3 separate regions of the Mus musculus genome follow, and regions 1 and 2 are each linked to region 3. Evidence: chromatin loops called from intact Hi-C (ENCODE). Cell type or tissue: left cerebral cortex. All regions are shown on one strand. Links, peaks and the distances in the headings refer to the core of each region. The heading gives the core; the rest is flanking DNA.

Region 1 (10,585 bases), core at 1,293-9,292, 1.4 Mb after region 3:
CAGCACAAGTCCTTCTGGACCCCAGCTATAGCCCAGCCCAACAAGCAAGTTCCCAGGGAAGCATACAGTGTCACAGCCCGTGGTCCAGGCCACAGGGAAACAGATACAGTGTCTACACCTTCAGAGCAAACACCAGGAATTATGGTCTTACAAGCACAGCCCCATGACAGGCAATGAGACTGACTCTGTGGGAAGAGCTGGCATGGTAGTGATCACAAGCAACAAATGGGGTCTAGAAACAAAAATAAAAAAGTCTAAAAATGGGGGTGTGGGTTGTAGTGAGAAGGTGGTCAGATCATGGGGTCATTCGGGAATATTCTAGCCTTTCTTCAGAGTATGCAATGAGTCTTCATTCTCTTTTATGTTAGATATGCTTCTCCTCCCCACCCCAGCATGATGTCATTGAGCAGCAGTGAATCATGTTTTGGTTTTTTTGGGTTTTTTTTGTTGTTGTTGTTTTTTTGCAGGCAACATGCTGGCTGTGTCCCCCAGGGTCTGAGAGAGAGAGAGAGCTGAGCCTAACATGGCAGATTTTAAAGGAACTGTGGAAAAGCCCCAGGGAGTGAGGCGGTAGCTTGTTTATTATTGCAGCATAACACATCTGCCCTGACTGGTGTAGTCAGGGCTCAGGGGAGAGCTGAGGAGTGGGGCTCACTTGAAGCCTTCCTCACTGGGTAGGTTGGAGCCTTGGTTTCTATTTCCAAAATGGCAGGGTAGGGGGCGGTGCGTGGACTTGGTTAGGATGAGGAAGGACTAAGACAGTATTTCCTTCCCTTTCTATGTCACCAAAACTTGGCCCTGCAAGCAAAGGTGCCACATCCATCCAGACTGCTGTCACCAAGGGAGAAGGACAGTCAATGATAGCAGCCACCTTAATCTTTATTCCAGAAATTTCACTTGATTTTCCTGGAAGGGGCCATGGGGATTTTCTTTATTACATTTTGAGGTTTCCTCTTTCCCTCTGTAGAGCCTGCATTTGTCCCCATTTCTACCAGCCCCACTGAGCAGCAGCAAACCAGGAGCTCTTAGAAGGAGTTTGTAGAGAATATCAAAGCCAGGTGCTCAGGGGAAGGGGGTTTGGGGGAGCAGTGAGACAAGAGCCTCCCAGGTGGGACCTACTTCTCCCCTCAGCAGGCCCCTCCCATCAACAGGCCCCTCCCATCAACAGGCCCCTCCCATCAACAGGCCCCTCCTATCAGCAGGCTCCTCCCCTAGAAGGCTGTAGGGTCTGGGACACCCCAGTGAGCAAAAGATGTCAGCCCTACCTCCTAAGTCTACAGGAACATATCTGAACAAATCTCCAATACATTATCGATCCAAAGGTCATCTTTATGAACCACTAAGAAAGAAAAAATGTTGCCAATTAAACCACAATACCAGACTTTGTTAGCACTCCAGCCTTTTATTTTGTATGTATCAAAAGAACTTCCTTAAACTTAGTGAGCCATAGGTTTATGATCATAGATTATGCATATAGAAAGTGGAAAATACCCACAAAACTAACTGGCCAGAATATCTCCACACATCTTCACACCAGAGCCTGACACTGCAAGTCGCTTTTAGCTTGGAGTCACTAATATTTTTTTGCGTGTTCATTGGCCAGTCTCTTCTAGGGAAACAAGAGGAGCTTGGTGACAGAGCTTTCTGTAAGAGGTTTCCGGCATTGACGCCCATCAGGTTCTGATGCAGGCGCAGTCTCGGCTGTTGTTCCTCAGGAGCTGCCTGCCTTGCTGTTTTGGTTGGGTTTGTTTTTTAATTCTATTTGCTTCTTTATATTAATGAGTGTTTTGCCCGCATGCATGTCTGCACGCCACATGCATGCAGTGCCCAAGAAGGACAGAAGGTTGTGAATCACTGTGTGAGAGCTAAGAACCAAACCCAGGTCCTCTGGTAGAGCAGCAGGTGCTCAGCGCTGAGACATCTCCTCCACTTTGTTTTCTGAGACAGGATCTCTCAACCGGACCTAGGGCTCAATGGTTAGGCTCAGCTGCTTAGCCAGTGAGTTTCCAGTGGCTGACCTGTCTCCGCTTAGCCGATGCTGAGATCAGAAGCACAAACCCCTCAGTCTGGCTCTTTAACATGAGTCAGGGAATCAAACTGAGGTGCTTGAGCTTCCAAGACAAGCACTTTACCCTTGAGCCATCTCCCCAGCCCACAATGCTGACATTCTTAAAAATCTGATAGACAATTGTGTCACACTCCCAGCAGTACCAGCAAAGACTATGGGATGTCATTGATTGTAATGAGAAAAATTAATTCCAAAGTGTGAAAACGTGGAGAGAAAAACTATACTCCGTTAAGTCAATTGACCTGCACACCTTCCCCCAGTCTACATTTGAGGCAAAAAGAGAAGAACCCAGGGTCAGAAAGGGTTAAACTCCAGTTCCAGCCATATCTCTCCCTAGCTATGTGATGTAGCAGTCAGGGTGGGCTGGGATCTGCTGCAATAACAAACAGTACCCAGAATCATCTGTCTGCACGCACATCTACTGCAGGCTGGGCAACATGACAGAGGGATGTCCTCCAGGCTCAAACAACAGTTTCGGGGGTGTGGGGGGGAGCCTAGGAGAACACAGAGGAAGTTTCCTGTTTTGGACTGAAAAGGTTTACTCTCACCTCCACTTCCCTTTGCCGGAACAAAATAAACAGTCTTAGCTAACTGCAAACGGCTGGAAAGTGAGATTTACTCAGGAAGAGGAAAAGAATAAAATATGCCAATAGTACCATCTAGAACAGTGACCTCATGGAATTCGTTAAGCCTTCCCAAGCCTTGCTTGCTTGGTTCTGGTAGAAAAGACTATACTGGACCTGTCCCACCATGCAAAGGATACCGGGGACCACTCTGAAATGTTTCTGTCACAGGAGCACAGCTTGAAAACTCTGGCTGGGACTCACACCTGCACCTTCCCACCTGGAAAGGACTGGCAACTTCTCCCTCATCCGCCCCACCCCCATCACCTCTTAGGCCAAATAGTCGTAGCCCCCACCCCACCCCTATCTGCTTTTCTAATACTCATTAGATGACTCTGGACCCCAAAACTACTTACTTTCCTCCCAAGAGAGGAGCAGCCACACCCAGGAATCAGTCTTGGCCAGCAAGGCCTCCAAGACAGCTGTTGGGCCCGGCTCTGGAAGTTTCTCCCCTGGCAACTATGTGGGTGGCTCTGAGCCAAAGAAGTCCTCGTGGCAAAACTAGCAGGAAAGAGAGGGCAAAGATTCAGGCCAGGCCTCCGGTGTCCTACCCCAGCTCTGCCCACTGGGAACCCCCAGCACCATAGAGGACCCACAGATAAGCTTGGGGAACAGAGGAAATGCTGTTTGCTAATGGAATGTGGCCAGGACAGGCAGGCCTTCCAGAGCACAGCCTTGCTGCTTGGTGCTGGCCTGGGGGTGGAGGAGATGAGACTGGAGCTAAACCTGCAAATTCCTGGAACAGGGTGGAAAGAGCGCAGCACTGAATCCGAATCCCAAGCAAATGGGTTCCCCTCACACCCTTTGTCAACACTCAAAATCATTTTCAGCCTCCAACTATAACTCTATGTTACAAGCTGTGCCTTAGGGGGAAAGGGGGGGGGGGCAGAGAGCGCAGGACTCCCAAAACTTAAAACTGTGTTTGTGGTGCTGGGGGGGGGGGGGGACGCCAGGGACTCCCACTTGGTCAACAGGTACTTTATCTACTATCCAACAACCTAGCCCAGAGCTCAGCAATGTTTTAAAGCTTTCTGGAGAGCTTAGGCACAGCTGGAGTCCGGATCCAGGGAGCCATGCACTGTCCCCTGTACACTGCGGACCCTCACCACACAGCCTCACGGAGCCGCGAAGGTTGGTCTAAGGCGCAGAAAAGCTGCCCACTACCCGAAGTCGACTGGCAGGAAATCTGAAGTTATTCAGGCCAAATCCAGAAAGAGAGGAGAGTAGGAGGGCAGAAAAGGCGGGAGCGCGAGAGCGAGCGGAAGGGTGCATGGGTAGGTGGAAGACACTGTGAAGAGATGTGCAGAGGGAATGGAGGAATGAAATCGGGAGAGGACGGGAGGGAGGGAGGGAGGGAGGGGAGAAGGAAGGGAAAGAGAAAGGGAGGGGAGCTGCACATAGGTTCGATGAAACAAAGGGAGAAAAGCCGAATAAATGAGTCACAGATGGGGTGGGAGGGAGGGAGAGGAGCGCGAGGCTCCGCGCTAGACCTGCTAGGGACTTAGGACGCCGCTGCAAGCGCGGGCTCTGGTCGCAGGCTCGCAAACCTGAGCACGCGCGCAGTCTCAACTCGTGGACGCCGCTCAGGCTCTAGCAGTCATAAGGCCTGGGTGCCCCCTAGCGGTCATATGTGGCACTGCAGCGGCGGTGTGGCGGGACCTTGCACTCTTCCCTAGGGATGTGCGCTGCACCGAGTTCCCGAAAACTCCTCCTTAAAAGCCACTTCCTTGCTCTCGCTACAAACCTTAGGACCTCCTGCCCTGGCATCCTCTGGAGAGCAGAAAGATAAGCGCTTCCTAACGCTCTTTTCTGAAAAGGCTTCCTATTCCCTTCCGTGAAAACGGATCAGTAAAGGTGGGGGGGAGAGAAAATGGTTTGAGTTAATTTAAACTGTGTCTGCCGCGGGCAGCAATCCAAGAAAGGGTTTCCTTTTTTTTTTTTTTTAAGTCCTGGTGGAAGCATCAAGGGAAGCTCTTTGCTGCAGCCCAGCGGCCAGATGGAGCCAGGTTAGTCCAATGTGGAGGCTGCGGGGAAGAAGTCTCAGGCAGCCAGGAAGCCTAGGCCTGGTGGTGCCAGAGAATCACTGGGAATGACAGTGCTCATACTCGCTTGCAAACCCAGCATTCAGAAAGCAGAAGCAGAAATAGAGCCACAAGTTCAAGGGCAGCCTGGCCTCAGGACACAGCAATACCAGACTGAGCACTTTCCCCTCCCAGGCTGTTTGCATAGGTGAGCTTATTTCATGGCCAGAATCTTTGACGTTAGTACTATGTGTCTCCGTGTCACAAGGAGGAACCAGAGACCCTCAGGAATTAAAGGCACCCAGCTAACAAGTGGGTATTAAGCTGCTGGACCTTGTAGAACTTCAGGCTTCGGCTCTGCCTCATGGACAAAGCATGTGGGAAGTGTCTGGAGGCTCTCTCCAAAGTGACCCTGCCAGTGAGTACCCCGGGATGACCCTGGCTGTGGGTGAGGCTGATGACATCACAGTCCCTCCCACCTGTCGTCTCCCTCTGTGCTCCTCCACATCAAGGGGCACAGCCTGCCACTGGCATGGAGTCCCCAGCTTCTTCATCCGTTCAGCAGAGTGTTCAGAGAGTGTCTCCTCCGTGCCAGGCTGTGCTAGAGAGCCAGGAGACCAGACCGTGGCAAACACTAACTAGTAACAACCTGTGATAAACAGATCAGCCAGCAAATGCACAGTGTGGCTGCACATTTGCATGTGACAAGATTATGTACTAAGAGATGGCCTGGCCTAGGGACACCGATGTAAAAGCTCTTATTGGAAGCCGCCTCGAACTCAGAAGTTTACAACTATGCCCCAGCTCCCCCGCCCCATCCCTGGCCCTTCTTCATACCTGGAGTCTTAGACAAGGAAGCTAGGAGAGAATGAGGACCATCCCTCAAGGCGTTTGAACTTGACCCTGGCTCTAGACGGGAGATCATAGTGACTGTACAGCTCTCTCAGTGCTCAGCGCTTGACTTTGTTTACATCCTCACCACTGATCTCTGCAGTAAGCTTTTGAGGTAGATGCTCTTGATAAACCTGTATTTCCAGGCTCTAAAACCAAGGTGAACAGCTCCGTGGGGCACCAAGATTTTAGGAGGAAAGGGTTTTGTGGCACACAGTTTCAGGGATTTCAGTCCATGGTCACCGGCTTGCTGGCACATTGTGGTGGGAACATGTGACAAAAGAGAACATCCAGGAAGCAAAAGACAGAGGCTGAAGGACTGGGAGCTCCAATATCTATTTAGAGGCCACACCCCCATGACTTACTTCATGTCACTGGGCCACCTTCTAAAATTTCCAGCACCACTCACAGGCTGGGGACCAAGCCTCCAAATCCAGCTTCCAGCATCAACAACACACATTCCCTAGATAGTAGCCAGGGAGGCAAAGAAAATGTCAGCTCAGATCACTCGCCTCTTCTGTTAGGGACCAATGGAGGCAACACAGAAATAAAAGATCGCAGACAGGCATCTCCAGAAACAATTGCTCTTTAGCCAAAACATCTGGAGGTCTGCAGCCTCTCCATAGAGGTGAGACTGTGCTCACATGATGTTGGGGGGGCGGGTATTGAGGTCTTATAGTATGGAAAATGGGGAAGGTTAGGGCTGGAAGAGTCCATCTGGGGTCAGTTCCCCAGCAGTCAGGACATGGTAGAGGGTTTGGCCTGTGGATCTCCTTATTAGATGCTTTCACAGGTGTTATCAGACAAGTCAGCTTTCCTTCGGGACCCCTCGGTCCACCTGAGGCTTGTAGGTCATTAACCTTCCACCTTCAGCAGCTCTAGACTGGGAGTGGCACATACACTGTGATGACACCATGTACCCCTGACCTGGACAGCTTTTGTTCTGTAGTCTACTCTTCAGGCATTCATGTGCACATAAGGGTGTGGATACATGCACACACATAAAGGCACGCACACACACACACACACACACACCTTTGCCTTCTGCTCTCTAATGTGTGGAAGATTTTGACCAATAGGCAGTGCCAGCAGAGTGGACAGGGATATTCTCCCCCGTCTTCCTGTCCGCTGAGCTGTGCCAATAGCAACAGAGTCCCTCTGAAGAGAGCTGTAGGGACCTCCTCCAGCTGCCACTCATACTGGGGGGTTCCAAAGGCTCCCACAGAAGTTAGAAGCAACTCAAAGAGTAACAGGAACCCTCAATTGACTGAGCCTTTTCCCACCACTCAAAGAACGGACATAGGGTAAATGAATGATAACGTGAATGAGTGAAGTGACTTATAGTCTCTACACAACTCAACTATGGACTAAGGATCATCACCCTGCCAAGCCCTTCCATAGGGTATGCTATGCTTGCAACACGAATGAACCACTAAAGAGACGTCTCAAGGGGTGTTGAGCCTCTGCCAGGTATTACCAGACAAGAGAGAATAATTCTGCAGGATGCTGGAAAAGAGAGGATAAAAGTGAACAGGGGTGAGCCGGGATCAGAAAGGAAGCCCCAGGGGCTGACTGAGTTGCAGAGCACCTGCCAGGTGCACCCAAGGTCCTAGGTTTAACCCCAGCATGCCTCCAAAAGAAAATCAAACAAACAAACAACAAAAATAACAACAACAACAACAAAAAAGCCCTTCCTACCTGGACCCACCCAGTGAGGGAAAGGACCACCTTGGGAGGAAGTGAGTTCCTCCTCCCTCCAGCCAGAGGGTGTCAAGTGTGAAGAGGTGACTCCTACCTGGGGAGGTGGCTCTATTAGATAAAGGAGTGACCCCTTTTAACCTTAATAGGCTAAGAGCTGGCAATCAAGACCCCATGTGAGTGAGGGAGTCAGTCTGGGGCTTTCTTACCTGAACATGCACTTGCAGGAAGAAGAGAGTTGGTCAGAGGAGGCTGGAAAGAGGGAGGGAGAAGGAGGGGAAGCAAAATGAAAAAGAATGGGGAGAGAGGGGAGGAGGAGGAAGAGAAAAGGGAAAGGAGGAGAGAAGAGGGGGGAGAAGGAAAGGAGTGGGGTGGAGAAAGAGAGAAGAGGAGGAGGAAACATAAGGCCCCGGTGGAGGTCAAGTCTTTGAAGACAGCCCCCATGCTCTTTGGCTTACAATGGGTGATGCCCCAGTAAACAAACCATCCAAGGTTGAAAATATCTAAGTCATAACTGCCCCAGTGCCCCTCGCCTGCCAAACTCCAACCTCAATTCCCGGAAATGTGCCCAAAGCTTAGGTTAGCTTCCAATAGGGCAAAACCATTAAACACCAAAAAAAAAAAAAAAAAAAAAAAAAAAAGTCTGCTCTAGAAAAAAAAATGCTGTGTGGTCATACACACATACACACACACACACACACACACACACACACACACAGGCATTTTCTAGTCTTAAAGGGTGTGAGAATGCATGGTTCAGTGTGCAAAGAGTACCAGTGAGGATCCTGAGCTCAGCCACCAGTCCTGGTTCACTGCAGATGCCAGGCATGTAAGAGCATCCCACCACACCTCTCCAATGTGGACAAAGATCACAATCCCAAATCAGACGTCATGGTTTCTATTGAGCAAAGAATCACTTTGGCACCATGATGAAGTCAAAAGATGGTAAACCTGGCCACCATAAGTTAGGGAGCCTCTGTTTCCCACAGTGGCCCAACATAACAGTCAGAGTCCCCTGAGCTCTGCTGCTGTAACAAATGAACCGCTGCACCCTGACACAGTCAGCCTATTTCTCACTTGTGACAAATTAGGACGTCACTGTGGGCTGCTATCTGGATTATGTGACCTTCACACAAGAGGATCAGGTGCGCCAGCAGTTAAGTGCCACATGCCCCACCTACTCACAGCCATGGTCAGGACCTAGTCCCACAGTCACCGAGAAGCTGGGAGGGATGGAGACGTGCCTGGCCATTTGGAAAGCACCGATGTTTTCCTACCACAGGCCCGGCTCATAATGGAGCGCAGGATGATTTCAGATGGTATTTGCAGATAGTTTGCAGTGAACATAGGTAGGTAAGTGAAAAATATTAATTGCAAAATGAGCAAACTGTTCACAGATCACTTGTCTCCAAGGCCTTGCAAGGATGAGAAAGTATCTGCTTAGCGGTCACAGGCCTTAGCGTTTCTCTCACGCTAACATCACTGATCTGGATCCATGCCAGAGCTGCCTCAGACTCCAGCTTTCAGGACAGAATGTGTCTTACTGGGTTTTCTTCTTTTTTATGTGTGTCTGTACGTGCATGTGTACGTGTGTGTGTTTGTGTGTGTACGTGTGTGTGTGTGTCTGTCTGTGTGTGTGTCTGTGTGTGTCTGTGTGTGTTTGTATCTGTGTGGATACATGTGTGGGTATCTGTGTGTGTACATGTGTGTGTGGTCTGTGGGGGTACATGTGTGTGTGTACATGTGTGTGTGGTCTGTGTGGGTACATGGGGAGTATGTGTGAGTGTGGTCTGTGTGGGTACATATTGTGTGGTCTGTGTGTGTACATGTGCGGTCTGTGTGGGTACATGTGTGGGTGTCTGTGTGGGTACATGTGTGGGTGTCTGTGTGGATACACATGCGTGTGGTCTATATGGGTTCATGTGTGTGTGGCGGTGACAGCCTTGGATGAAAACCTCAGGAACACCACCCACTTCCTTTCACACAGGGACTCTCACTGGTCTGGAGCTCACAAGGACACTGGCTGGGCGCCTCAGACAGCCGCCTGTCTCTGGATTTTATGTGGAGTCAGAGGAACAAACTCGTGCCAGCAAGGCAGCTGCTTTACAGAGCCACCTCCTCCGCCCACATCCATTTTCTTGATTCCCTCCTACTAGGAGGAAAGGCAGTAGGAAGGCAGAGTCAAGCTTTCTTTGTTGTTGTTGCTATTGTTGGGGGCTGTTGTTATTGCTGATTTGTTTTGGGGACAGGTAGGACTCAGTCTCACTGTGTAGCCTGGGCTGGATGGAACTGGATCTGTAGCCCTCCAGAGTGCTGGGACTGAAGTGCATGCTACCACACATTTGCCACACATTTGCATTGCATCACCTGTTTTGAAAAGAGTCTTAACAATGGTGGAGATGGTGCCTAAGTATGCAAGATGAACTGTGTGAAGGCAGTGTGAACAATTAAAGTCTAGGAACATTGTTTCAACTGACAGAGAGATGATGTAGTCCAAGTACACTGTCTTGACTCAATACACCTACCTATTGTATAATGATTACCAGTCAGCTGAATGCACCCAGTCCAACCATGCTGTCCGAGAGCTCCAGACCCACTCATCTTAGGACCAACATTCCACCCCCTCGTGTCACCCTCCCTCACCCACTTCCACCTAAGTCTTCATCTAGATCCCACACAAGAGTAAGGACTCAGGGCAGGCAAGATGGCTCAGTGGATAAAGGCACTTGCCATCAAGCTGCATGACCTGAGTTCGATCCCTGTGACCAATATTATGGAACAAGAACGCTGACTCCTGCAAGCTGTCCTCTTGCCTACACACACAGACAGACAGAGAGAGAGACAGACAGAGACAGAGAGAGAGACAGAGACAGAGACAGAGACAGAGAGATCATTTTTAAATATTTAATATTGTACAAAGCTGGTCTTTCTGTCTCTGGCTTGTTTCCTCCATCTGCATCCATGTTGACATAGACACGAAGACTTCCTTCTCTTTATGCTGAATAATACTCACTGTGAGCCAGGGTCAGTGAGCTACTCAGGGGGCGGAGACAAGAGGAAACCCTTGCACCGAGGAGTTCAAGACCAATTTGAACAATGCTCAGAAAAATGGAGAGCTCAGTATGGCTCTGTGGTAGCACACATACCCAACATGCATGAGTCCCTGGGTTCCCTGGAAGAACCTGGAAGAACCATTTTTCATCGTGCACGGATTTATGTGTGTGTGGACCGTGACATGAGTGTGTGGAGCACGGATATCCCATTCTCTTTTTTATCCATCCGTG
Region 2 (10,585 bases), core at 1,530-9,529, 800 kb after region 3:
GTCTGCCCAGATAATACGATTGAGGTTTCCCAAAAAATGGAAGAGCTAGAATTTAAGGCATTTAGGAGCTCAGAATAAACAGACTAATTGGAGGAATGAAATATCCATTAGTCTAAATGAATATTTCTATAAAGCTGCATGTTAGACATTGATAAAAAGAAATGATTAAATGCAGAATTAACCAAGATTAATTATTTTAATCAAGAGATTAATCACGATTATATCTTTACATTAGTTTGCTCTGTGGCTGTTTGCTCTGCAATCTGGGGGAAAATCTGTTCATTTATCACCTTCATGCTTGAAAATCAGCCCATAATTTACAGTCCACCACCACTGGCCTCTGTAAACAGAGGCTTCTGCGCAGATAAACAGCATTTCAGAAGGGAGAGAAAGCTCCTGGCCAAGAACTTAGAGCTTCCTGCCAGGGACCCAGATCCAAAGCTGGGGAGCAAAACAAAACAAACAAAACAGCTTTCAAAAATGTTGAGAAACTTCCATTTTTGTTAGGTTTTAGATCTTTTAGTTAAGTTGGCAGGCTGGGGTTGGTGGTGACAGGATTGGGGGACAGTGGTTGGGGTGGGAACACATGAGCCTGTGGTGAATGGGGTTGTACAAACCAGGGACGGCTTTGGATGTTGTATCTCAGACATGCAGCACAGTTGGGAGACAGAATCTCTCACTGGCCTGAAACTCAGCCAGTTCATCTCACTTGGTGATTCCTATCTTTGGCTCATCAATGCTGTGACTGCACAGACAGGCCACTGGGCCTCCCTTTTACAGGAGAGCTGAGGATCAACTTCAGTTCCTTCTATTTGCACCTCCAGTCCAAAAAGAGGTTTTCATTAGAAATTAGGGACTTCATTAAACCTTACGTCTACATTTGTGAAGTTGTCATATTTTCCCTTCTTCTATTTAGTTAATATTATGAACTGCAGTTGAGGAGTCCAAACTTAGAATACACAAAATACAATTTGCAAAACACATGAAACTCAAGAAGAAGGAAGACCAAAGTGTGGAAAATTCAATAAAACTCAAAATCCTGGCCTCAGTGCCAGGATACTCCACAATCAGCGCATGCCAACCTCATTACATACAATGGATTTAGATCTGACTTGTTAACAGTTTAGTCAAAGTGTTTATGACTATCTTCGTGGGGTTTTGCCTTGAAGGTCAATGCTTCCCCCAAGGAAGTTTGTGTTAGATACGTGATCACCATCTGGTGACTCTGTTTTGGGATTCGGTAGAAGCTTTAAGGGGCAAAACTTTACTAGAGGAAGGAGGTCACAGGAAATGTGACTCTGAAGATTATACTTGGTTTTTATTCTGATAACTTTCATTCGCGTCCTAAATGGCATAGTGTGAGCTACCATGATCTGCCACAGCCTTTCTACAGTAATGGATGCATATCCTATCACACCCTCTCCACTATATAATGAAACCATAAACAAGATTCTGCAGGTATTTACACAGGAATATAACGGTAACTGACATAGAAACTTGAACCCAGAGTAAATTCATTGCTCCGACTGACTAGACTTGACCATATGCTTCTGAAGTCCTTGGAACTACTTTGTTTAAGGAATCCAATTTGTAAACCTTCAGAGAAGCAGGCTGGACAAGGTCTAACATACTGTTGTGGTCCATTTAGTGGGAGGCTCTGGTGGGATCTCAGAAGACACTGTCATTCTAATACCAACAGGAATAACATAAAATGTAAAATATTTCCTAAACTCTGACTCAGTGGTAAGCTCAAACATTTATGACATTTGAATATTTTTATCCACTTCAAAATACTCTATAACTTACCACTTGGCTTCTTCCTCAATACATGGGCTGTTTAAAAGTTCTGTTGGACTTCCACCTACTGTAGGAGGGAGAGCTTTAAGCCCCACATTTCTAGAGCAGACCCCACTATGGGTAGAGAACTTATTTAGTTGTTCATTTGTTTGTTCATTTGCTTGTTTGCATATTAATTATTTTAATTGAAGATGTATGCCACTTGCTAAGAGTGAGTTAGGATTGTTTTTTTAAATAAATGTATAGCAAATCACAAAACTGGACCTGTGGATAGGGCATAATGTACAAACACCGTACAGCATTCCCACCTGGATAATATCACCCACCATGCCAGCACCATGATCAGACACAACTTGGGAGAGGAAAGGGTTTACAGGACATAGTCCTTCACGGAGGGAAGTCAGGGCAGGAGCTAAAGGCAGGAAGTGAAGCAGAAACCACAGAGGAATGCTCCTCATTGGCTTACTCCCTGGGCTTTCTTAGTGAGTTTTTTTTTTTTTATACATCCCAGTATAGTGTGCCCTCCCACATCAATATTAATTAAGAAAATGCCCATACGCTTGTCCACAGATCAATCTGATGGAAACACTGAGGCTCCTCCTTCCAGATGACCTTAGCTCCTGTTGAGTTAAAAGCAACAACCAAAAGCAAACAAACCACGGCACCAAATAGTTATCTTTTTTCAATTTCCTATGTAGCTATTCCGTTTACATTTCATACATGTGTACAATATATCCTGATTATATTCATGCCCTTAATTCTCCATTTTATAATACATTGAACCCTGTTAGTGCTGTTCAGATGCATGGAAATGTGAGGCCCCAGTGGGTGACCTCATACCCTTATGACTCTGGGTCCCACTAACCAGACTCCATGCTTTACAAACTCACTCGCTGGGGCATGGATAATCTATGTGTGGATGACTGCACACCCATTTATTGCTCTTGATGAAGAAATCTTTCAACATCCTTTCTTCCAGCTTTTGGAGAGTCTAGTACGTTGTGGGTCTTTATATTTGAATTCTTTTAAATTTTGAAAGATTTATTTACTTATCCATTTTTTAGATAGAGTCCTACAATGCATCCCAAGTTGGCTTCACCTCAGGGTTCCCCTGACTCAGATTCCAACTGCTAGAATCAGTTTCCACACCTGGCTAAAAGAGTTTCCTTGCCCTCAAAATGATCTATCGTGGTAAATGCTGTATGTTCCCCCTGAAAAAAAAATTGTACGTGTTTCTATTGTTTGGTGGAGTGTATTATAAATTTGAATTCGGTAGAGTTTGATGGTAGTGCTCTCGAACCCATAGTGTGGCTAATTCCTTCTACGTACTCTGTCAATCATCAAGAGAAAAGTACTGAATTCTCAGGCTATACTCTCTGTTCATCCAATTGCGATTGCAGTTTTTCTTGCTTCTGCTTTAAGTCTGGCTGGTCCGTGTCCTTTTTAAGAATTGATTCTCTGATGATTAGCAAATGGACTTCCAGATCATTGGCAATATTTTCACATTAATATAACCATGCCAGCTCTCTTTGATAATAAGACTTTACACGGTGTTTTCCTTTTTAATTGTGTCAGCCTCTACATTGATACCTCATTTCTCACAGGCAGGATGTGTTTGAGCCCTGCTCACCGAATCTAATCTGACAACCTTTTGCATTTTCCTGTCAGTATTTACACCAATGAACTCTTACTATTATCGTCATCGCCATGTGTCTGTCAGGACAAATTGCTGCTTTTCCCAAGTACTTTCACACTACAATCAACCTAGATCACTGACACCATATGTATAAGAATTTTCTCCCCAGTGAGTAACTGATCACTTGTGTTTGATGGACACCAGGTGAAGATCCACTAATGTGATCACAGCAGACACTATCCACCTGGAAATGGCATCAGAAATTACTTCCCAAACTGTCCCCACCTACATTTCAGACATCTGTGGCAAACCCCATGTTCTTTAACCTGTCCTTTTGCCTAGCTATAAACTAGAATCGCAACAGCCCATTCTTTGGCCTTGATTAATTTGTTTGAACATCTCAAAGAATTCAAAGGAATGTTTATTTATAAAAGACACTACAAAGAATATGTCAAAAACCTCATTAAAAGATGTATGTGTATGCATGCATGTGCATGCTTGCATGCATGCATGTGTGTGCATGTGTGTGGTGTATATATTCATTATGTGTGTGCCTGCATGTGTGTATGTGTGATGTGTGTGTGTCTGAGTGCTAGCATGTTACAGTGTGTGTTTGTGTGTGTGTTTGTGATGTATATGTGTGTATGGTATGTGTGCACATGTATGCATATGTTTGGCATTGTGCATATGTGAAGTGTGTGTATGTGCGTGCGCACACGTGTTATACATCCATGTACTCAGAGGTCAGAGAGCTTAGGGTCTCTTTTAGCACTTCATCATTCTATTGTATTAAGGTGGGATGAGGTCTAGGCTGGCAGCCAGCAAGCCCTAGGAATCCCCCGACTCTGTCCCCAGTACAGACAAATACACACGCACCCCTCTTTGTTACATGAGTGCTATGGATTTGAAATCAGGTCTTCATCCATCTGTGGCATGTGCTCTCACCCATGGATCTATATTGCCAGCCCCACTGTGACTTCGGTGTTTTCTTGCTGGCTTTAGCATTCTCAAAGTCTGCTGGGAGAGGCAGTGTTTGGCTTACACCTGTTATCCTCTTTCTCCATAGCTTATTTTGAAGGCCCCAGTGATAAGTTACACATTTCCTTCTGTTCACATTCTATGAGAGACATGAAAAAAGTATGGCTCCTTGTCCTGCAGAGGCGTTCTGAGCAACACATGTTCCTGCATCCTGAAGGGGGTGACAAGTGTTACTGCGTGGTATCATCTCTTCATGTTTATATTAGCATTTCCCAAAGGTTACTTTGACCCATTATTTTTCCTTCATTAAACAATTACTTCCTAAGTAGTTGGCACCGTCTCCACAATGCTCAAGAGCACCAAAGTGAGCAGAAAAGCAAAACAAACATTTCTGGTGACTAGGTTCTTCTGAGCATTCTACTTGCAAAACTAGTCTGTTTGTTTATAAGTGTAATAGCTCATATTTACTAAGATTGAATTGCGCACTAGACCATTTGTTTGGTGGGTACCATGGATTATTTCATACTCCCCAATTTTACTTTTACTGTGTATATGCTACAGCAAACAGGCTGCTCACAGAGCTGGGCTTACAGTCGGGCTTTAATGTTTGAACCCAGATGCTCCAGCCATGGCTTAAGGTTCTGATAAATCAATTGGCTGCTGTGAAGTTTCTTTGTGTTGTCCTTCTCCCACCCTCTCCTCCTGCTCTCTCCTCTTTTCTCTTGGATAGATGCTGTAAAGCTCACTCTCCACAGCCAAGGCTTAGAATTCAGAGATGTTTTGTTCCTAAATCACTAATGTAATAACCAGGTTTTAAGCACTCATGAGAAACCTAGAACACTGTCTATTCTCATATGTAACAGTCTTAGTGGGAGAGTATGAAGATGTATTGACTTACAAGAGTGCAAGAGTGTGCAATTAAAATCTTTTTTTTTTTTTTTAAGATCCATCATCATGGCATGGGTGTGCTTATCAAGATAGACAATATCGACACCTGCTGGTATGTAATGAAATCGCATCCCACCTCTGCAGGCCATCACAATGGCCTTGGCCAGAACTCCTTAATACATGATCTCAGAGTGACAAAAACGAGACACACTGTCTCAGGTCTTTCAACTCAACTTTTCCTTGTTGTAAGCAACTCCTAACTCCGAAACAATAATTTATTTTATCTGTAGAAGTGTTTGCCTCCATATGTTTGTATGTGTACCATGTGCATGTCTCATGCCCAGGGAGGCCAGAAGAGGGTGACATATCCTCAAGAACTGGAGTTAGATGTGATTGTGGGCCTCCACGTATACGCTGGGAACCAAGCTCAGGTCCTCTGAATGAGTAACGAGGGGCTCTTAACCATACCGAGCATCTCTTGAGGTCCCCACTTTAGCAATGACCTCATTTCGTTTATGTTTGCCCTTTTCCTAGTCTGAACCTATCAGCACCTCTCTGGGTACTTTCAAAGCATTCTTGTCACCTCATCACAAGTCAGTTGCCTGGGTTTCTTGGGCTCTACCTAGATAGAAATCGTGGGTAGCTGAGGGGAAACCATTCAAATGGCTCTCTGGTGCCTTCCTTTCCCTCAGAGTTACAGCACCTGTAGACAGAAGTAAGCAGCAACTGGCAGCACTCCCTATTGCCAAAGTACCTAAGCAGTCCTCGGGAAGCAGGCCCTTAGTCATATACAAGTTACATTCCTCACGCAGACCATGGGTACCAGAGCCCTAGTCCTTGGCAATGGCCAGTACTACAGCTCTCAGCCTGGGACTAAACCTCTTGGCCTCAATACCTTACAGCTCTCTGGTTCTCTTCCGGTGGCCAGAACCTACAGGTTTATTCTCTGGGTCCCTATAGGCCTCTACCCTCCTGTAGTCATTTCTTTCTCTACTTCTCATCCCTTCTTCCTCTCCTGGTAACCACTGAGTAGTAATCCAGCTGTTTGCTTCAGCCAGTTAACCAGCTTCTCACTGCTGGCCTAACCTCTCTCTATTGTCTCTATTGTCTCTCTATTGTCTCTGATTGCACTCCTGAAAAGCAGGCAAGAAACAACTACTCCTGAAGATATTTTTATTGGGCTTAATGTTCTAGCAACAGAGGAAGAGTCTTCTAGCTGAAAATCTGAGTGAACATAACAACTACTTTTAATTGTCAACTTGACACAACCCAGAATGACCCAGCAAAATAGTATCAATGAAACATTATCTAGATTGGGTTGATCTGCAGCCATGTCTATGGTGGACTGTCTTAAATCGATGAGGAAATGTCCAGCCCATTGTGGGTGGCATAATTCCCTACCAATGGGGGTTGTCAAACTGTGCAACTGTGGGGAAAAAGTGATGAACATAGGAGGCAGACAAGTAAGCATGCACACGTTCATTTTCTCTGCTCATGACTATGGATGTGATGTGACTACCTGCTTGAAGTTCCTGCTTTGACTTCCCCACAGTGACGGACTGTGATTTGCAATTGCACACTGAAATAAACCACCCTCTCCTCTTAGTTGATTTTTGTTGGGATACCTTATCACAGAGACAGAGATGAAACTAGGACAGTACGCCTAAGAATCCTGATTCTATGACAAGGAGGAGGGGTATCTTGACTAACCACAGCCATTTGTTTTGATCAATCATAGCCATTTGTTTGGACTACTGTCTTACTTTGTTTTCTCTTGCTGTGATAAACACGGCAAAAAAGCAGCTTGCATAAGAAAGAATTTACTAAGACTTAAAATGTATGGTCCATCACGAAGAGAGGTTGGGGCAGGAACTCAAGGCAGGAACCCAGAGGCAGGAACTGAAGCAGAGGCCATGGAGTGCTGCTTACTGGCTTGCTCCCTAAGACTTGCTCAGCCTAGTTTTTGATATAACCCAGAGTCACCTGCCCAGCAGTGGCACTCTATTCAGTTGAATAGACCCTCCCACATCAACCATTAATCAGAAAAATGTCCTACAGAACTATGTACAGGCCAATTTGACAGAGACATTTCCTAACTTGAAATTCCTTCTTCTCAGATGAGAAGTTTGTGTCAAATTGACAAAACAACAACAACAAGAACTAACTAACAGACCAACCACATCTTAACCTTTTAGCTTCAGTCATGGTGTCTGACATTTATACTAGGGACTAGTCCCAGCCTAGTTTTCCAGCCCCAATCTCAGCAACCCCTTTAATGGGGATAGTGCGCCCCCTGTGGCCAAAGTAGAAATAATTCTAGAACCATCTAGATTTCTTAGAGGCTTCTTCTAATGGAGAAGAGGCTGCTGAAAACTGTCTTCAGGAGCCAGGGTGTTAAGCCACAATCTTTGTTTAATCTTATATTATCCACAAAGTGACCGCAATGGCTGCTGCTGGCAGGGAGTGCTTCAGCTGATCATGGAACTGAGAGTTCCTTCGCTTGGAGTGAGGAGGAGAGCCAACTTCCCCACCCCTAACAGCTTTGCTTATTTGCTAAAAGGAAGCAGTAATCCTTGTAGTATGCACTGAAGGAACACTAAGAACACCAAGAAAAAATTAAACAGATTTTTGTAGTTTAAACTTTTTAAACCCCAATTTTTATAACATTTTCTATAAATGTTTTAACCTCTCTTTTAGCCCATTCCCCAACAGAAGTAGAAAGTAAACGTTATTAGGATACAGGGAAGTAGATCTGTTTAGAAATGGGTCTTTGGAGCAACTCCCACCTGCGTTGTCCGCAGTTCAGATCACAGCACTTAGCAACAGCAGCTTGATCCATTCACAAAGACTTTATGAATATATCGGCAGTCCAGTTTAGTGGTGTTGGGATAGTAAACACGAATCAGTAGTAGTGGCATTACCTAGCAGAAACAGCCAGGCCTCAGCTAAATTGGCATGAGTCAGCAGGAGCGATTAGGTCAGAAGTTCGTCGACATGCCTCTCTTAACAAAGTGAAGATCAGGGAAAACTCCAGACCAAGAAGCATTGTAAAGCGAGCTATGCAATCCCCTGTCATTGTCTGTTGAGTTCTATTTATACTCCCGCCAAACATCATGTGTCCTCCATGGGTCTTGCCTCAGCATGTGAGTCTGTCTTAGCAAAACCTCATGTGCGTCTTTATTAGCTGCCGTCACTTTGCCAATTGGCCTGAGTCTACGGCACCAAGAAGCCACCAGACCACCATTAGAAGGGTTTCAGTGCCTTTCTCTCTATGGAGTCACAACAAACAGAGCTCAGCTACACGATGGGAGGCAAGCCAATATACATGTGTATTGTTAGTGAAGAATCCTTTATTGCGCATCCTTTTATGCGTGTGGGTTTTTTTGTTGTTGTTTTAGCAAATCATCTTTTTACCTGTGTCTGCTTCAGGAAAACACTCCTTCATGTGTTTGCCCCAGCAAATCATCATCCAACACGACTGACTTTCCAAAGAAACCAGAAGTTCTCACTTTAGATTTTAACTGTGCTAATGCCCAACTGGTGCTCACGAGGAGGGTCCCTTCCCTAATCTGCTCACTCTAATCTGTTTCTGGTCTGGATCTGACAGAAGGGAGTTTGGATCAGGGCCTCATATGGTTTGGACCCAGTGAATGAAGATGTGGCTGGTAATAGGCTGTCAAAGAGGGAAGAGCAGCAGGCAGCCTTCCTGGCATCTGTGAATGTGACATGCTTAATGTTTTCAGGTGGCTTTTCAGTCAATACTCACAACATTTTTTTTAATAACTAGCAATTATTACTGGTTATTTAACAGATAAAATGATCTAGTAAAAAATTTTCCACCTCCAATTTCAAGTCTTGGGTTCATGGAGCTTAAATAATTTGCTTATGAGCTAAGAGTCTATGTCTTCTTGGCTGTCCCGCCTCTGCAGAGAATTAGATTGTATAATAGATATGTACCTGTGCCGTCTTACTTGGTAATCAACCTTATTATTTTGGCTTCATTTACAGATGAGGAAAGCAAGACTTCTGCAGAGTTATGCAGCTAGGGAGATCCTGAAAGCAAAATCTTTTATTTCACCATATCCCATGCTCATTAGGAAAACCACTTAAGTCATGCTGTTCCACCTACCAGCTTTCAAACCAAGGACAAGGTCAGCTGATCACAGTATAATCATTTACCACATCATTGGAAATGTGTGTGTGTGTGTGTGTGTGTGTGTGTGTGTGGTGTGTGTGTATAAGTGTGCCGCGGTTGGGGAGGTCATGACAGTGCTCTTCTTAGAAGATAACTGATCAAGTGGGATTATTCATGATGTACGGATGGCAGGTACTATGTGATGTGTTATCAGAAAATGACTGCACCCTGCCTTGTTCCGAAGAAAATAAAGACATTCCATGGAAACTTTCTATATGGACTATCTGTTCTACAGGACTGTTCCCTTCTTTCTCTCATGTTTCCCAGAAGCCTGAGTTGGCAGCACAAAAGCTGTGTGTCAGGCATTGGATGCCACAGAGAGCTACCGTCTTCCCATCACAGAGCCAGAGTCTGTCTGCCATGTGAACTTCTGGAGTCTTCCACTTTTCTTTAGCTGCCAGAATCAGGCTCCAGGCTCCATTAGTCTGGTCCATACTTTAGCATTTCTATTTTGGGTTAGCAGGCAGCTGCCTGGGAGAAGGAGACAGAGAAGCATGGGTATTCTAGGAGGTAAGCTGACCTCCAAGGGCTCCTCAAAGTTTCTCCAGCAAAGAAAAATCATGAACACAGAATAGAGTCTGTCCCTGAAGTGGCAGAGCTGGGAAACACTTCCAGCATCATGTTTTTTAACCCTCTGCTTTGACCAGGATCTCTAGGGAGAGTAAAGGAAATCCCAAGATAAAGGGGGCTCTGGCCTGGGAACTGAAACATCTCCACCTTCACGTGCTTGTGCCTGTCCTGCACATTTCTGAGAACTACTTGCCTGTGCTTCTGGCACTGCCCTCACCTCAATAGGTCTTGTAAATCCCAAATACTTCTTCCAGTTGAGTCTTCATAAGCCATCCATCCATCTGTCCATTGCTCTCACATTAAGTATCAATTACCAAAATAAACTGATGCTATCCAAGACTGGCCTTAAAGAGCATCAGTCACATGGGCCCAATGTAGACCCACGCCTCAGGGGAGCAAGGTGGAAGAAAGAAACTAAAGGTTGTTAGGGAGTTCGGAACCCCTCAGAAAGCAGCAGGTATGTGAAACAGGCCTTGGGGGAACTTGTACAGGTGGGCCAAATGCAAAGAAAAATGGGTGTT
Region 3 (10,585 bases), core at 1,260-9,259:
TTTACGAATCCGTAAGAAATGGCAACAAGGGAGTAGTAAACTTATAAAAATGCAAACTAGCAGCTGAGCACTGTGGTGCACACACGTGCACACACCTGTAATCCCAGCCCTCGGGAGGGAGGCTGGGGTAAGAGGATTAGCCTGAAGGAGGAGAGTGGGACTATCTCCAAAGAAGTAAATAGAGAATAAACAAATTAAAGGCATAAAGCATACAAGGCATGAAAGATAAATGTCTCAGTTAGTCTAGCATGCCTCGCAAAACCCACTGTGTGATGCTTGGCAGACAGCTGGGCAGATTAGAAGTCTGAAACCAGAGCAGCAGTGAGTGAAGACTCTGCTAGCCTGTAGACAGCCACTTTCCTGTAGTTCTTTCACATGAAAAACGTGTGTTGGGAGAGGGAAGGGAACGGAAGGAGAATAGAGGAAGGGGGAAAGAAGGAGGAGGGAAGGAGGGAGAAATAGAAAGGGAGTTATCTTTTTCTTCTTATAGAACCACTAGAGAACCACAGTCTTATGGTGTTAGCAGCCTGCCTATTTGTCCTCATTTAACAATAACTCTCTTTTAAAGACCCAGTCTCCCCACCCCACCCCACCCCCACCCCACCCCCAGGACAAGGGAAGGAGAGGACTATGGTGCACTTCATAGTCATAAGTAAATCGTAAATAAACACACAGGAGTGTTCTCATTTGCATGTAGAAAAAAGTACAGGAATATTTATATCCTTAGGGGATACAGATATGACTTCCTGACTTCCTGTGCTGGCTAGTTTTTATGTGGACTTGACATGAGCTGGAGTCATTTTGGAAGAGGCACCCTCAATTGAGAAAATATCCCCATCAGATTGGTTTGTGGACAAGCCCGTGGCACATTTTCTTGATTAATGATTGATGGGGTAGAGCCCAGTCTATTGATGGCCCCACCCCTGGGCTGGTGGTCCTGAGTGCTGTTAGAAAGCAGGCTGGGCAAGCCATGAGGACAAGCCAGTATGTGACATTTCTCCATGGCCTCTACATCAACTCCTGTCTCCAGGTTCCAGCCCTGTTTGAGTTCCTGCTTCGACTGACTTCCCTTGATGGATGGACTACAAGCTGTAAGATGAAATAAACCCCTCCTCCCCAAGTTGCTCTTGTCAGGGGTGTGTATCTCACAATGATGGAAACCCTAACCAACACACTTTGGCCCTAGCATTCTCAAGCCCATGACTTGATCTCCATGTTTATTCTGTTTCGAGATGTGCTATTGAGCCAATTATCTTTCTGATAAGCATTGGTTAATTCTCTTCCCCAGATTTTGCCACATGAGACTTTTAGCTCAAAGCAGCTCCTGATTTCTCAGTTCTTTTCCAGAGTTGGGTCCTACTGTCCCTGGTCATCAATATAATGTTATTGATCTTCTGCTTCTTGCCTAACAGTGTCTTATGTCCTGCCTTCATCATTTTAGTTTGGCTGGAAAGTCTATCCAGTTTCCCTTCAGAATTTTCCAGATGTGCATCTTCATTATGTGCTGTGTTTGAGGAAAGTGTTCTTCTATATTGCTTGGAAACTTAAAACCAAATTTGTACAACAGAATTCTAATATTTGAAGAATGAAGCTCCTTAGGATTTTGTCAATTTTAAAAATTTTATTCCTTTTATTCTATTACATATATTTATTTGATATTTGTTTGTTGGTTCTATTCTTATCTTATTTTATTTATTTCTATTATTGTATTTATTAGTGTGTATTTAGTGTGTAAAACAATGAGATCCACTATTAAATTTCATATACGTATATCTGTCCTTTGTCCATATTTAGTTTGTTTTACTCTCTTTTGTGCTCCAACTGCCCTTCCTGGTAATTCCTTTGCTCTTTCTGACAACACCCCTGCCCGGTTCAGCATGGCCTTGGTAGGTGTGGAAGGACATGGTTCCCACCCATGGAACAGGGCCAACAGGGTCCAAGACTGCTGTGGGCATAAGGCTTGTTTGTGTAATGCTGTACATATTTTTATGTTCCTCCTTCAAGAAATACCCTTCCTGTCAGTGTCAATGACTCTGAGATAATCAGAGATAGCACTGTCTGGGAGATGAAGGTGTGTCTAATGTCACACAAAATGCTAAATATTGGGACCTTCAGGACAGCCCTTAAGGCTGTGGGAAAGAACTCTAAAAACATGAGGTCAAAAATATATAATTTCTCAACTCTGCAGAATATAAAGAAGCAATATGAATTGTGTGAATGGCTTCATGAATCAAAAAGAACAAAAGCAGCTGCAGTATGAGCCCGCTTGTCAGAAAGAATCAAGGGGCTGGGTCATGGGATGCTGTGTCATAGAATAACCAAAACAGAACCTGGAGTAAATGACTGGGTTGATATGTAAAATAAGAGACTTGGCTTATGGTATGCAAGAGATGAGCTATCCAGAGAATTTTTTAGAATTGCAAAAAACACTTTGGAGAGTTTTCTCGAGTAGAGCAGAGAGAGAGACAGAGAGAGGGAGAGGGGGGAGGGAGAGAGAGAGGGAGAGAGGGAGGGAGAGAGAGGGAGAGAGAGAAGAGGGAGGGGGGAGGGAGGGAGAGAGAGGGAGAGAGGGAGGGAGAGAGAGGGAGAGAGAGAGAAGAGAGAGAGAGAGAGAGAGAGAGAGAGAGAGTTAGTTTCTGTGTCTGGAGATCTCCAGAGAAAGCAGAACTGAGTAGAGTAAATGCCAGTCTGGAAAGCTGTAGCATATAGACCGCCAGCTGGGATCCATGGTTTGACTTCCAGCTCTGGGACCCACGGTTTGACTTCCAGTCAATTGTTTTTGCAACTCCCAGGCACCCCTTCTCTTCAAAGCCCTCTCCAATCTGAGACTGGTCCTTGGCACACCCTACCCCTTCCATGTCATGTGCAGAGACACACACATGCAGTTGCACAAACACACTATAGGTTGTGATGAGAAAGGTGTGATACCATCTTTCTGGCTTATTTTACTCACCATGATGACCTGCTGCTCCATCAATATTTCTGAAAAATGTCGTGGTTTCATTCATCAGATTTCTTTATCTCTTCATCTGCTGCGGGACATATAGGCTGGCTCTGTGTCTTGGCTGTGTGGCAATAAGCACATATGAGCAGGTTTCTCTAGGTATGACAAGCTAGAGTCCTCCTGAGCTAGAGCCAATGAAAGTCAAATCAAAATGAGTATGTGGACTGTAATCAGTCAGACAGTCTGGGTTGTGCTGCTATAACAAGCAAGCCCTACGTCTTTCATGTTAAGACTCATGCAGGATTATGCCTTGGTTGTATGCATGTCACTGGGTCTGTATTCTTCTGAAGGAGCTCCATCTGCTTCTTCCACAGTTGCCTATAGGACTGTGTCTCTGAGCTTCTACCTAGAAGGGATGTCCTTCCTTCTGATCAGGCTGTGTTTCAGTAGCTAGAACATTCCATGGCCACATGTTCTGGAAGGAATCCAGAAAATCACATCCCTTCCATGTTCCCACAAGGAGGGTGGACAGTGTCTGGAGAATAATGACTATTAGACATTCTCCTGACTATTGCTGCTTACTTAAAAAAAAAATCTCTTCAATTAAACAACTACCCCTCCCCCAAATCCTTCTGGTATTTTTCTTTTTAAAATGTCCAGAAAACCACAGTTCAAGTGACTCAGAGATAGTGTCTACTCACCAGGCTTTGAGTCACAGCTGTCATGTTCTCAGCAGTTTAGGAAGTTACACTTCAGTGAACTCTGTGGACTGGGATAGAAGCAAGGGCATGCATACATTTTTCAGGGACAACATTTTAATAGGAAAAGAAGCAGGCAGGTTCTGAGCCAAAATTTAGATCCAACTAATTATTGCTGGCCACCACACATCAGGCACACAGCCAGGTATCTTTTGCATATGTTAGCTAATTCAATTCAATCCTTAAAAAAAAATTCAGGTGACTCTTATCATTCTTTATTTAACTACATAGAAAGTATGCAAAAAAAAAATCTGCTCGGAAGCTATTAACTAGTAACTAAGGTTACTAGTAAGGTGTGTCTTGATTCTGTCACCTGAAGATGCAAAAGCATAATACAGTATCATCATAGAAATTGAGACCACACTTATCAGGCAGGGCTGTGGGGTGCATGAAAGGTGAGACTTCCAAAGGAAAGAGGTTGAAGTTTATTAGTTAGGGAAAGATCCAAAAAGGGCATTAACAGAGGCGAGAAGCATTCCTCAGGGGCATTGATCCACTTGCTATTGCTGCCTAGGATGAATAGAAATGAGGTGTTGGGAGGCCTGGAGATGCGTTGGGAGAAAGCTGTGAAAACTCAGATAGGCCTGAGTGAGCACGGATGTTGGCAGTGGAAACAAAACACAATCCTACTTCTCCTCTCCAGACCCAGTGGGCATTGCAGCTTGGAGTTGGCATTCTCTCTACATAGCATCTTTTTATTCTAAGTTTCTTAAGGACATGTTCTCAGGGACCCCTTTTATATAGAGAAGCATGCAACTACCTCAGTATAGATTGCACAGAGTTTCTCTCTAAGAAACAGAACACACACACACACACACACACACACACACACACACACACACAGAGAGAGAGAGAGAGAGAGAGAGAGAGAGAGAGAGAGAGAGAGAGAGAGAGAGAGAATGCATGCCTCTTCCCCATCACTTCTTGGACATGGTGTTTGACCAATAAGATGTCATTCATTGTTTGTTTGTTTGTTTTGATGTCATTCTTTTAGGTATCAGAAAGAAAAGGGATCCTGAGAAATCTTCCTGACAAGATTTCTCAGATAAGAGTCATAAATGTGCAGGCACAACCCAGATGGACAGGGGAAAACACAGAGCCTGTAGGCTCTTCTGGAAGGCCTGAGTTCTAGATCTGAGTTTTCAGGCTTAGTTGTGGTTTGTATGTGCTTGGCTCAGGGAGTGGTACTATTAGGAGGTGTCTCCTTGTTGGAGTAGGTGTGGCCTTGTTGGAGGGAGTGTGTCTCAGTGGGGGTAGGCCTTAAGACCTTCCCCCTAGCCACGTGGGAGCCAGTCTTCTGTCTGCCTTTGGATCAAAATGTAGAACTTTCTGCTCCTCTAGCCCTATGTATGCCTGGACGCTGCCGTGCTCCCACATTTATGATAATAGACTGACCCTCTGAACCTATAAGCCAGCCCCAATTAAATGTTGTCCTTTGTAAGAGTTGCCTTGGTTATGGTGTGTCTTCACAGCAGTGGAAACTCCAACTAAGAGAGTTGGGTATTCAGAATCAGTAAGTAGACTGATCCTCCAGGGAAAGTCTGCAGTTTTCAACCATTTGGAGTCGATTTAAACATTTTCCCTTCTTCCTGCTGCCTGCCAGATATCTACTATCAGCTTGCCCTTTCTGGGCTACATTTTAACACCATTTTATGAAAAAAATTTGTTTCCCAAGTCTGAGAACACATCTTTAGTGAGAACTGCATACAGGGCAGGTCTGTTTTGACTGCCGAGAACCGAGAGAGTCTGAGAACTGGGGGTCAAGAGCAGCAAGGCTCTGGCTTCAGCATCCTAGTGCCCTAGCTAGCAAAAGAAGTCCAACCCGAGGCAGTGGCAACATTAGCAGACACCGAACTTCCTATCTGACAGCTGCACTTGGAGTTGAAGGAGGGCTGGATGAAGTGGCATTTCTGTCAGCTTCAGCTGGTCCTTCCCATTAACATTACAGTAATGGAGTTGTGTGGTGGTTGAAGAAAAGCATCGCTAGTTACAGGGGGTGATTTACAGGACACCAGACTCCGTATTTCAGAGTCTCCTGTGTACCATAAAAAATGTATTATAAAGGAATAATCTTTATCTGAACCGAAGCTGCGGTGTGGAAGACTCATGTCCAGCTGAGAGCAGCAGCGAGCTTTTGTTCACCCAGGGAAAAGTCCCCGGTCTTCGTCATATTTGATTAACATTTTTCCTCTCTTTGGCACTAGGTATCTTGTTAATATTTAGACATTATATACATTTTCTTTCAACTATTGTTCCCATTATGAGATCAAATAGAACAGGAGAAGCCAGCCTCTGCAGCAGAAGAGGGAGAAAGCTGATAGTCTGGGTAACCAGCTAACTGTGCCTAGCAGGGTAGAGCACATTAGAGCCAGTGCCAGTACTCACGAAGAAGGGCTCCTGAGAGCCTCCCTAGATGGACGCTCCCCCAGTTCTAGGTTCCATCTTCCCCTTCTCCTGCGCTAAAGGCTACAACAAACCAGTCCACTTTAGAATCTCGCAAAGCCTTTAATACCACCGAGTGAGAGGAGGGATGGAAATCTCTCTGCTAAGCACAGGCACCTAAAATATTCAGTGAAGTGACACGCAGACATCCCTCTGCTTATTTGGTGTTTGGAGGGATGAGGACCCCAGTCTGTGTCAGCTCAGGGAACCCCAAGCTCCCTTAGCCCGCAGTGCCTCCCACAGGGCACAGGTGGGTGCACCTGTGGTTAAAGGGACCCGGTAGGGGACAGCGCCATCTCCCAGCAGAAAGTACAGTCTCTGGGTGAAAAGGCAGGGGCAAAAGCTTCTAGTCTGGGAAACCTTGGGGTCTGTGTCAAAGCTCCACCCATCAGGAGCCTCAAAGATAAGGCTGGGGAGGTGGAAGTTGGGGTGGGGAAAGAACTGCATCAGAAAGCAAGGCAGGAGAAAGCTAGGGAAGAGACAGTCAGAAATGGGCTGAGTTTTCTCAGAGTCCCATCGGAGGAGACCTGGGGGAACTTGTCACTGCTAGGATCTCAGCTTCTCCAGCGCAGGACGGTCCAGGCCAGCTCTGGGTTACAATTCCCTCCAAGAGTCTGGAGCGAACGCTGGCGAGCGCGGACACCTCCGACTCCCGTGGGAGCGCAGCGCTAGGGCGGGGCGAGGTCCTCCGCGCGCGCTTGGCGGCGGCTGGCGGGGGCCGGGATCTCCGCTCTCCCGGGCGCCCCAGCCTTGGCGCACGCCTCCGCTCTCGCGCACCCCCTCCGCAGGCACGCGCGAGGCGCACCCCTCCTTCCCCGGGCGGCGGCGGGCGCGCGCCCGGCCCCCTCGCCTCCGCCCCTCGGCGCCGGTCCTCTCTCCCGGCAGAAAGTTAGCAGCAGGGAAGGAACTCGGGGCTGCGGGAGCGGTAGCCGCGGCAGCGCGGGGAGAGCGGGGCGCTGCGCACGGAGCAGGTGCCGCCGCGACTAGGCGCCCCCCTCGGGCTCCTGGCCTGAGGTTGAGGGGGGCGGCGGGGGCTCGCGAGGGGAGGGGGCCATGCGTCCGGGCTTGTCCCCGGCGCAGCGGGACGGCAGCCAGGGCCGGGGGCGCAGCGGCGTCGCTCCATGCAGCCGGGGCGGCTGGGCGGCGGCGGCGGCGGCGGCGGGGGCGGCGGCTGAAACCATGTCCGGGCAGCGCCGGGGGCCGCCGCCGCCGCGAGCCGGGAGCCGCGATGGCCCGGTGGCCCGCACCGCCTCCGCCTCCGCCGCCGCCGCCGCCGCTCGCCGCGCCGCCGCTGCTGCCCGGCGCCTCCACTAAGGGGCCGCCGGCGCGCAAGCTGCTCTTCATGTGCACCCTGTCCCTGTCCGTCACCTACCTGTGCTACAGCCTGCTGGGCGGCTCGGGTTCGCTGCAGTTCCCGCTGGCGCTGCAGGAGCCCCCGGGATCCGCCGCGGAGCCCCCGCCGAGCCTGCTGTCTCCCTCGCTGCCGCCTCCCCGCGTGCGCCCCGGCGCCTCCTCGCCGCCGCCGGACAACGCGAGCCGCGGGCCACCGCCCGAGCCCCCCGAGCGCTTCACGACTCCTGCGGCCGACGGCTGGGGACTGGCGAGCGGCGGCGGTGCTCGGGACGCCTGGCCCAGGAGCCCGCCTGCCCCCGGAGACGCGGTCACAGAGCAGGACGCGCTGTTGGGGCGCGGGGCGCAGGAGCCAGGCGCAGCCGAGGAGCTGGAAGGCCGGAGGGCGGCCAACGGGAGTGCGGAACGGGGCCCCGCCAGCACCCCTGATTATGGGGAGAAGAAGCTGCCCCAGGCACTGATCATCGGGGTCAAGAAAGGAGGGACACGCGCGCTGCTGGAGGCTATCCGAGTCCACCCGGACGTAAGGGCAGTGGGCGTAGAGCCGCACTTCTTCGACAGGAACTACGAGAAGGGGCTGGAATGGTACAGGTAGGAGGCTGCTGCGGAGTGCCAGACGCATAAGGGGTCCCGAGAGCCCATAGCCAGAGCATCCAGGGGAGGGCAGTGGGAGCCCTGGCCTGTTTGCGCAGAGTCCCGGTACAGATGAGAGAACAGGACTCCAGCTAAAAGATCACTTTATTTCTGGGAAAGGGGAGGAGCAGGTGCCTTGGAGAACTACCAGGCTTCAAATCTGGGAATCCCCAGCTCTCCCGCCTGTCTGTGGGGTGTTTCCCAATCCAGGCCAATACAGGGCGCTGGGCTTCTAGTTGAGAACAAGCGGAGGAATGAGACAGGAGAGCTAAATTGACGACGAGCTTTGAGATCCCCAGGAATCAATCTAAAGCGCCCTCAAAAGCGTTTGTGTGGCTGGAATCCAACTTCAGTGTTTTAAGGTCAGAGCAAAATGAACAGTTAAAAAAAAAAAAAAAAGACGGTGTAGGCGCTTTGGCTATTTCCTACCTCTGTAACTTTATGTTCCTCTTGGCTGAATGAACACTGGGTTGATTTAGTATCAGGAGCCTAGGTGTCTAGATACCAGTTGGTGCTATAAGTATGTCTGTGCCCTGTGCAGAGATCCTTCTAATTTGAGCATCCTTGGAGACAGACTGGAGTTACTTCTGCTGGGAGTTATATACCTCTTTCTGACAGGACACCATCAGGTGTTGGAACTGCGAGGGAGGAAAGGAGCAGGAGAAAGTTAAGTGCAGGTCAGATAGCGATTATCTGTCTTTCTTGCCAGCCCCGACATTAAAACAACATTGGTGCGTGCACATGCTCAGAATGCAAGCCCCTTTCTCTCTTGTCCCTCCTCTTTCCTCCCTCTTCATATCTTTCTGGATAACAGATCTGGACGGGTGGCCCCATCTCGATCACATTTCAATAATTAATTGCAACTGTCAAACAGAAACAGAGCCCTTGTCCGCTGAAGCGATGCTATCAGTTCCACAGAGCCAATAGGTAAAATGTCCTGTGACAGGGTTGCTTTCCTGTGGAAGAGACATGCTTCCTGGGTTTAGATTACAGCCTGGGAAAAGTTTGGGCCATTATTTTGGGAATACGTAATAAGCATGTGTGTTGTGACTGTTTTCTCCCACTTTTGAAAAAAATTGTCTTGTGCCTTAAAAGCTGCAGAGAAGTACACCGAGCCATAAACATTCCAGCACATCACACTGAGACAGGGAGTGTGTCTGTTAATGTCTTGTCTGTTTCAACAGCAAGAACTAATTGGGATATTTTAGGAGGCTTCAAACAGTCCCTTCCTATCAAAACATAAAACAGCAAGTGCCTAATTTAACTGGAAAAAAATCCTTATTTATAACATCACAAGCCATGGCTTCCAGTTTGTGATTATAATTAAAAAGGTGTTAGGATGATTAATGCAACAACAGCAAAATAAAGACAGGGGAAGATGTCTGGGAAGGGTTCAGCTGTTTGCTGGTGAGCTACAGGAATGTCCTGATTTTTTCTGTGGGGTAGCTTTAGCCATCGGAGGGGAAGCAGGCATCCCCCCTCCTGGTTCTAATTTTAAAGCTGCGCATCTTGTGGGAAGTGTCAGATGCCCTTTAAGAGAGGAATAAAGATCAAATCTTGCAGCATGTGTTTTGGGTGGCTTTGCTGCAGTGGGGCTACAGAAAGAAGTGATTTATTTGGATGACCAATAAAGTTCACGGGAATGCTTGAACGAGGAAGTCCCTATCTTGGGGCCAGGAGAGTTTTCTAAATGAAAGGAAAGAGATGATAGATTTCTTAGGTTCTTTTACAGTGATGCCAAGATGAGATACATAAGCTACCTCACGGTCATGGCTACCGAAGGTGTGCGGTGTAGAGATAATTCCAGCCTCCTGATCCCAGCCAACATTTGTGGCATGTGTGGCTTGGTATTTGTTAGCCCTTAGTAGAGCTGCTAAACACAAATGGTATGCCTAGGGCAAGGTCAGCTTGGGCCCAGGTATGAGAACCATTTGGTATCTCTTGGTCCTCAACCCCTGGCCCTTATTCTCTTGCCATATAGAGATGCAAGACTGAGTGATGCTGATTGGAAGTAAGGCAGAGACTCTCTTTAAGAGCAAGCCTCATGGAAGTGTGTGACCATCTAACAACACAGGCTCCATTAGCCACTGAAACATGGCTGATGGAAAGACTCCTGGAAGCTCCTGGGGAATCACTGGTGAGCTTCCCAGCCTCACAGCTGTGCTTTGAAGACATTTGTGAGACTTCATTAGTCTTGTCTTTTCATGCCTGCCCTGAGCCTCTCTCCCATGTAGGAAGAAGGGATGATAGATAGATCCTGATGTAGAAATCTGAGTAGTGGCTTTGATTCAAACCAGTTGTAGAAACTCTTTGTCTTGGTTCCCAGAGCAACTCTAGACCCTAAATGATGGCATCTTAACTTGCCCGTGCCATGTCTGCTGTCTACAATCTGGTGGCTTCATTGAAGAAGCACAGGTTAATTAAAGGTTTTAAATTTTCATTATGTATTTAACCATTT

The links. Peaks named below come from ENCODE experiments on the same cell type or tissue, not always from the same donor. Only the 100,000 strongest peaks of a DNase experiment are listed, where the experiment ranks them.
Region 1: it touches region 3 in a loop (4-fold over the local background); 3 of 42 quality-filtered maps call a loop at or near these places.
Region 2: it touches region 3 in a loop (2.5-fold over the local background); 2 of 42 quality-filtered maps call a loop at or near these places.

What each region holds. Positions count from the first base shown.
Region 1 is chr7:125,389,530-125,400,114 of GRCm38, forward strand. Gm30560 (a long non-coding RNA gene) reads left to right here and starts at 8,452. Exons shown (of 3, transcript XR_001778357.1): 1 at 8,452-8,654. In left cerebral cortex, for the core only: CTCF peaks have their summits at 4,350 (motif pointing left) and 4,549; DNase peaks (open chromatin) are centred at 3,309, 3,957, 4,321 and 4,616; H3K4me3 peaks cover 947 bases; H3K27ac peaks cover 1,011 bases.
Region 2 is chr7:124,777,606-124,788,190 of GRCm38, forward strand. No RefSeq gene overlaps it. Among named protein-coding and RNA genes, the nearest start is that of 3100003L05Rik, 74 kb to the left of the region's middle. In left cerebral cortex, for the core only: CTCF peaks have their summits at 5,416 (motif pointing left) and 7,590; a DNase peak (open chromatin) is centred at 5,418.
Region 3 is chr7:123,975,809-123,986,393 of GRCm38, forward strand. It overlaps Hs3st4 (heparan sulfate (glucosamine) 3-O-sulfotransferase 4), which reads left to right and starts at 7,020. Exons shown (of 2, transcript NM_001252072.2): 1 at 7,020-8,085. The coding sequence starts at 7,373. Gm26974 (a long non-coding RNA gene) reads right to left here and starts at 7,646. Exons shown (of 4, transcript XR_003946874.1): 1 at 7,517-7,646; 2 at 3,646-3,713; 3 at 2,954-3,065. In left cerebral cortex, for the core only: no CTCF peak of the experiment used is centred there; DNase peaks (open chromatin) are centred at 5,899, 6,478, 6,898, 7,578 and 2 more places; H3K4me3 peaks cover 3,082 bases; H3K27ac peaks cover 1,209 bases.